Linked DNA regions of Homo sapiens: region 2 is linked to region 1. The links are chromatin contacts, found by Hi-C or POLR2A ChIA-PET in ENCODE. All regions are on one chromosome and are shown on one strand. Each heading gives the region's core, a stretch centred on a gene start or an enhancer-like site at or near the end of the contact. The rest is flanking DNA. Distances are from core to core; before and after follow the strand shown. Region 1 overlaps SLC35F4 (solute carrier family 35 member F4). Region 2 holds the start of SLC35F4 (solute carrier family 35 member F4).

Region 1 (3,103 bases), core at 64-2,563:
CAGATTTCCAGATCCAGTCTTTGGCATCTCTGACTCATGACTCAGCTGTTGTTGAGTGAGGCCCTGTTTAAGCAATACCTGGCCCCCACTTGCAGATGATTCTGATGCAGGTGGTTCCTGAATCATACCTTTAAAAAAAACCCACTGTAGCTATAAAAGGGTAGTGTGAGGGATCCCTGTATTGAAACTGTTCTATATCTTGACTGTGGCGGTAAATATATGAACCTATACATGTGATAAAAATTGAGTAGACTAAATACACACATACATACACACCATCTGGATTGTCAATATACCATGGAAGCAGTCCCAGAATTCAGTATTTGGGGCTCCAATAGTCTATATTCTTGATTTTTCTAACCTACCAGTGAAAAACTCAAGACAGTTTTTCTGTATTAAACCAAAAAATTAACCAACTGCTGGCTTAGTCAAGCTGGCTTCATTAGATTTCTATGATGTTTTCTTGGTCATGTATAGAGTTCTACAACTTGAGCCTAAAAATAAAATGCTTTCAATTTTCCATGTGCAGGCACTCCATCATTTTTAGTTAAGTGGATGGATTAAATGTACTGTTTAAGTACACTGGGGAAAGTAAATGCTCCTAAAAGTGAATTGCTTTCTTTACTGAAATAGACTTTTGTTCTTGAAGCCTAGGCAAGACATTCTTTTCTATCAATAATTTAAATCTAACTAAGAACATTCAGGGATTTTGGGCCTCTGCCTTTGGCAGCTGTCATTTTCATGTGAATATGTCAGCTTTTATACAATTAACTTGTATATAATTATGCAAAAAGTAGTTGGAGTTGAATATTTAATGACATCAAGAAATTACTATAAATGTTTTTAGGTAGCATAATAGTATTGCAGCTAGGTATAAGAATAGAATTCTAATCTTTTAAAGAGATATTCTGAAGTATTGATGGTTGAAGTGATGTAATGAAATGAGATTTGCTTCAAAATAATCCAGAAGCAGGGAAGTAGTTAGCAGAATAGATGGAGCAAGATTGCCCAAGGGTTGCCAATTGTTGGAGCTGGATGGTGGGTACATTAGGGTTCACAATACCATACTGGGGGTTCATCATACCCTTTTCTTTACTCTTGCATCCTATTTGAAATGTTTCATATGAAAATATTTTTAAAAGGTAGTCAAAATTAGAAACACCCTTAGTAATATACTTAAGACATAGTCCAATCTTTTGGTTATGTTTATTGCAAAGGTAGGCTAACCCAGCAAATACTTCACGTTTTCATTCAATTTGTCACTGAGTCTCTTATCAGTCCCTGATGGCATGAAGCCCAGCAATGCCCAGTGCAGTAAGCACGTGCCCTCTAAGGCTCTCAACTTTATGACTCGAGTCTTTTTATTTGCGTGTATCATAACAGCCAGGCCCTTTGTTCTGAGATAACCTTCAAAAGAGCAAGACAAATATTTTAGGGAGTACTATTGCTTACATGTTTATTTCCTTTTTGTTTTGTTTTATTCCTCAAGATGCTGAATGTCCCAATGGAATGGATACTGTATATTTTTAAAAATCTCAGTTCATGTAGAAAAAGTGAACTATCTCAAAAACTTCTGTGCTTAGGATTTCTTCCAGGTTTCTTTCCTGTGTAGGGCAGGAGATGGCAGGTAGATGGCCATACCTCAAAGCCCTTACTAATGGACTTGAATCCAGACATGTGGTCCCAACTGCACTCTTTACCCTTTTATAACAACCATTCTGTCGTTTAAAAAACATATTTTCTCTAACTTTGCATTTCTGGTTAATAAATGGTAGCTTGCAGAATAGCTACCCCTTGAGTCATTTTGAAAGTGTACAAAGCTTTTGAAGGCAAAAACAACCAATCAACCAACCAACCACACACATACCACAAATACAACAAAACACAAGAATCACTACAATTTGTCATTTTTTTGCACTTTTTTATTTTTAAAAACTTTTTTTAACAAAGATATGACAAGAAAAAACAATTACATACTGATATCCCTCATGAAATAGATACAAAAAATAAATATATTACCAAATTGAATACAGCAATGTATAAAAAGGATAACACATCATGATCAATTGGAGTTTTTTCCAGAGATGCAAGGTTGATTTACACAGAAAGTCAATTCAATGTTACCCACATTGTTAGCAAAGAGAAAAATAATATGATCATTACAAAAAATACAGAAAAAGTATTAACAAAATTCAACCACTATTTATTATGAAAAGTCTCAGTAAAATAGAAACAGAAGGGGACTTTATCAACCTGATTAACTTTCTCAACCTGTTAACACTACAGTTAACATCATAAACAATGGTGAATCATTGAGTACTTTCTTTTTTTTTTAATTATACTTTAAGCTCTGGGGTACCTGTGCACAACGTGCAGGTTTGTTACATATGTATACATGTGCCATGTTGGTGTGCTGCACCCATTAACTCATCATTTACATTAGATATATCTTCTAATGCTATCCCTTCCCCCTGCCCCCCACTCCATGACAGGCCCCAGTGTGTGATGTTCCCCACCCTGTATTCAAGTGTTCTCATTGTTCAATTCCCACCTATGAGTGAGAACATGTGGTGTTTGGTTTTTTGTCCTTGCGATAGTTTGCTGAGAATGATGGTTTCCAGCTTCGTCCATGTCCCTACAAAGGACATGAACTCATCCTTTTTATGGCTGCATAGTATTCCATGGTGTATATGTGCCACATTTTCTTAATCCAGTCTATCATTGATGGACATTTGGGTTGGTTCCAAGTCTTTGCTATTGTGAATAGTGCCGCAATAAACATATGGGTGCGTGTGTCTTTATAGTAGCATGATTTATAATCCTTTGGGTATATACCCAGTAATGGGATGGCTGGGTCAAATGGTATTTCTAGTTCTAGATCCTTGAGGAATCGCCACACTGCCTTCCACAGTGGTTGAACTAGTTTATAGTCCCACCAACAGTGTAAAAGTGTTCCTATTTCTCCACATCCTCTCCAGCACCTGTTGTTTCCTGACTTTTTAATGATCGCCATTCTAACTGGTGTGAGATGGAATCTCATTGTGGTTTTGATTTGCATTTCTCTGATGGCCAGTGATGATGAGCATTTTTTCATGTGTCTGTT
Region 2 (2,970 bases), core at 296-2,795, 120 kb before region 1:
AAGTGTGCTGAATATTATTTCACGTGGGGGGGGGTGTAAAGGCATAACGCTTTCATTTTTGCTTTATATGGCTAGCTCCCCATCACTGCACTAGTGTTGGTTTTTCCTTTTAGTTCCTTTTGACCTTTTAGCTCTTTCCACCCTTCCATCTTTCCTAGCCCAGAAAACAGGTGTAGGAGGAAATTGGTTTCTTTATGAACTCTCCTTCCAGCCACAATAATCTCAGATTGACTCCACTCTCAAGATCCCGTGCTAAGCTTTGTGTTTGGATGAAAACCCAAAACATATTGTAAAATTTAATATTGCGTTTTCATATGCTTAAACCTAATTTACCTTTTAGAAAAAAAATTTGCATATTTCTTCCTTCTTAAGGGCCCACACACAATGTGGAAAATGCTTGGAGGCAGGATGGTGTGATAGGTTCTCTGGAGGTTTCTGAGAGGGGCATTGAAGTCGACTTTTGTTTCTCTTTTTTTCTTCTCCCTAAGCTTTAGTAATATGAAACCTGGCAGGGATGTCTTAAGCCAGCTCTGCACGGAAGGTGGACCTAAATTGCCTCTAAGCTGATGAGCTGACCCTCCCCTCCACTAACCCTCCACCTCCACCTTTTCATTTCTGAGATGAAACTTTGAAAATTATTATTATTATTATTATTATTATTATTATTATTATTATTATTTGCAGGAAGCTGTGTCTGCAGACTATGAACAGAGGAATCGTCTCCACTGCTCACTGACCCTAACCCATTGGGTCTCTGGCTAAAGCAGAAGAGTCCCACACCTGAGGGGAGGGTGTTCGCTCTGAACACACAGCTTCAAGGATGTTCTGCTCTAATGGAAAGGCTCTAGACTGTAGCTAAGACTTTCACTCGTCCAGATATTTACAGTTTGAAGGACTTCCCTCCTGATATTTTTGGCAATAAAGGAGAAAATCATTTCTCCTCAGAGCATTTGAAATTGGAAAAATAAACGTGCTGTGTGCAGCTGAATCTTCTAAGCCTTTGACATTTTTCAGTGGCAGGATGGAGGGTCCGTATGGACAGTCAGACTTGAGCGCTTGAACACTTACAGTCTTTGCGTCTGCAAAACCTGGATAATCACTCCATATACCACCTGCCGGGAACTAATTTTCTTGTCATTTCATAAAAAAAGATTCCCAGTCTTCTAGACAAGTTGCAAGGACTGACTAACGCGGGGGAATGCTTGCATATCAGCAGACCAGAGGTGGTGTAGACGCCAAGCGTGGACCGAGTCCCGGGGCGCCCCAGAAGTGTCTTCTCCCCGAGCGACAGAGTTAATGCCTCGCATTAACAGCTATGAGTCCCTCTTGGGTTTCTCCCACTCCCAACACCCTTCTCTGAGCCCCTGGCCACCGTCGCCTTCTCCTCTCGCGCCCCACTGACCAAACATCCCTTTCATCAGGTGGGGTTGGGGTGTCTAGTTTTCGGGAAGGATCGCGCAAGGGTTAATGATGAAAGCTGGCGACCAGGTGGGGCGCCCACACCCGCCCCCGGCCACGGTGGGCGTCGGAGGTGAGGGGGCGCTATTCGGGCAGCAGTGCTCCGGGTGGCGCGCGGGAGAGCTGCCAGGCTGACGGAGAGGCCGGCCCGAGTGGGGGCCGCTCCGCCGCCGCCGCCGCCGCCGCCGCTGTGATGCGGAGCCGGTGCTGCGCCGGGCGGTGGAGTCAGAGCCCGGGCGCGGGAGCAGGAGCTGCAAGATCAGCACCAGCGGCTCCGGCACCTGCACCAGCTCCCGGGCCCCGCGCTGCGCTCTCCGCCCCGCCGCACTCGGGGCCGTCGCCCCGCGCTCTCTATGGATGTCAAGGCGGCCCCCAACGGGGTGGCCACTATCGAGGACCGGATCCTGCGGATCACCGGCTACTATGGCTATTATCCAGGTTACTCCAGCCAGAAAAGTAAGACGCCGCGCGGCTGCCCTGCGCGAGGCGGGGAAGGGAGGTGGGCGCGCAGGGGTGCCGCGGGGATGCGGACGGGCGGGCGCGCGGTACGGACACCTGCAGCCCTGCGGACGCTGTCAACACCGCCTTCCTGGCGGCGGGGACCCCCCGGGGAGAAAAGTATGTCCGCTGTCCTCGGTGCTGAACCGTGAGAGGGCAAGGGGCCCGGCTGGGTGCGCCCAGGAGTTTGGAAACAGTCGTAGCCTTGGGGGGAGGTGCGGAGGGGACCTGGTGAGCGCTCCTGACCGCCGTTGGCCGGCTCACCCTGGTGGATTTACGCCCGGAGGAGGCTAACATGGCTGTTCACTTAGCGGAAAGTCAGCCCTAGGGGATACATGCCCCGAAAGCCCCTACTGCGTGCGGGGCGCTGGGGACGCAGGCTGGGGAGGCTCGGGGGTGGGGCTGGCGGGGGCGGCCGACCCAGACGTGGGTCCCGGCGCTGGTGGGGTCAGCTCGTTCACTCCGGGCTGTTGAGACGCTGCCAGCGCGGGAGTTACTCCGGTTACAGTATCTTTAGGAGGTTCTTCACCCTGGGAAGAGAAAAGAACCTGCTCAGGTCTCCGAGCCCCAGAGCTTGGAGCCAGAGACCCGTGCAAAAGACTGGGGGCGTGGGGGGGGGGGGTCTGAGAAGGGGAGGCGACAGGGCCACCCGCCCCCGCCGCACGTCGCGGTCACCGCTTTCTTCCAGCTAAGCGAGGTCATGCGGCGTGGATGCTTTCACGTTTTTGGACCAGTTTTGGTGGGAGGGCGATGAGGTGTGCTCTGCTCGCAGTCCCCCTCCCCCAGTACACAAACCCACTAGCTATATTTGCTGGGATTAGTTCTACTGGCGACTGAAGTGCAGCTCATTTTTCTTCGAATTGGAGGAGTAGCTGCGGTTTAGTTTCTATGCAGGTGGGCTTTCGCTTTTTTCTTTATCAATGCATTTCTGTTGCAACAGATGAAGCTTAATTGATGTTTTTGCCGTTATTGTTGTCAGAAGCTTGGAAGCTCCTAGATGCATTTCTGATACGT

What was found. Hi-C counts contacts between places; a loop is a spot of excess contacts on that map. ChIA-PET counts read pairs that join two places held with the same protein, here RNA polymerase II (POLR2A). Pooled maps may share reads with other maps.
Region 2: a pooled map shows a loop between it and region 1 (2.7-fold over the local background). The contact joins the promoter of SLC35F4 here to the enhancer-like site in region 1. A Hi-C loop is called at or near these places in 1 of 168 maps with a recorded cell type or tissue (DLD1) and 1 of 50 pooled maps. POLR2A ChIA-PET finds 5 or more read pairs at or near these places in 1 of 52 experiments (OCI-LY7).

Annotation. Positions count from the first base shown.
Region 1 is chr14:57,745,466-57,748,568 of GRCh38, reverse strand. The region is part of intron 1 of SLC35F4 (solute carrier family 35 member F4); the gene reads left to right. Among named protein-coding and RNA genes, the nearest start is that of SLC35F4, 120 kb to the left of the region's middle. Within about 2 kb of position 1,313, at least 2 of the 41 ENCODE cell types and tissues checked have a DNase peak (open chromatin) inside an H3K27ac peak, as active enhancers do.
Region 2 is chr14:57,864,667-57,867,636 of GRCh38, reverse strand. It overlaps SLC35F4 (solute carrier family 35 member F4), which reads left to right and starts at 1,545. Exons shown (of 8, transcript NM_001306087.2): 1 at 1,545-1,914. The coding sequence starts at 1,812.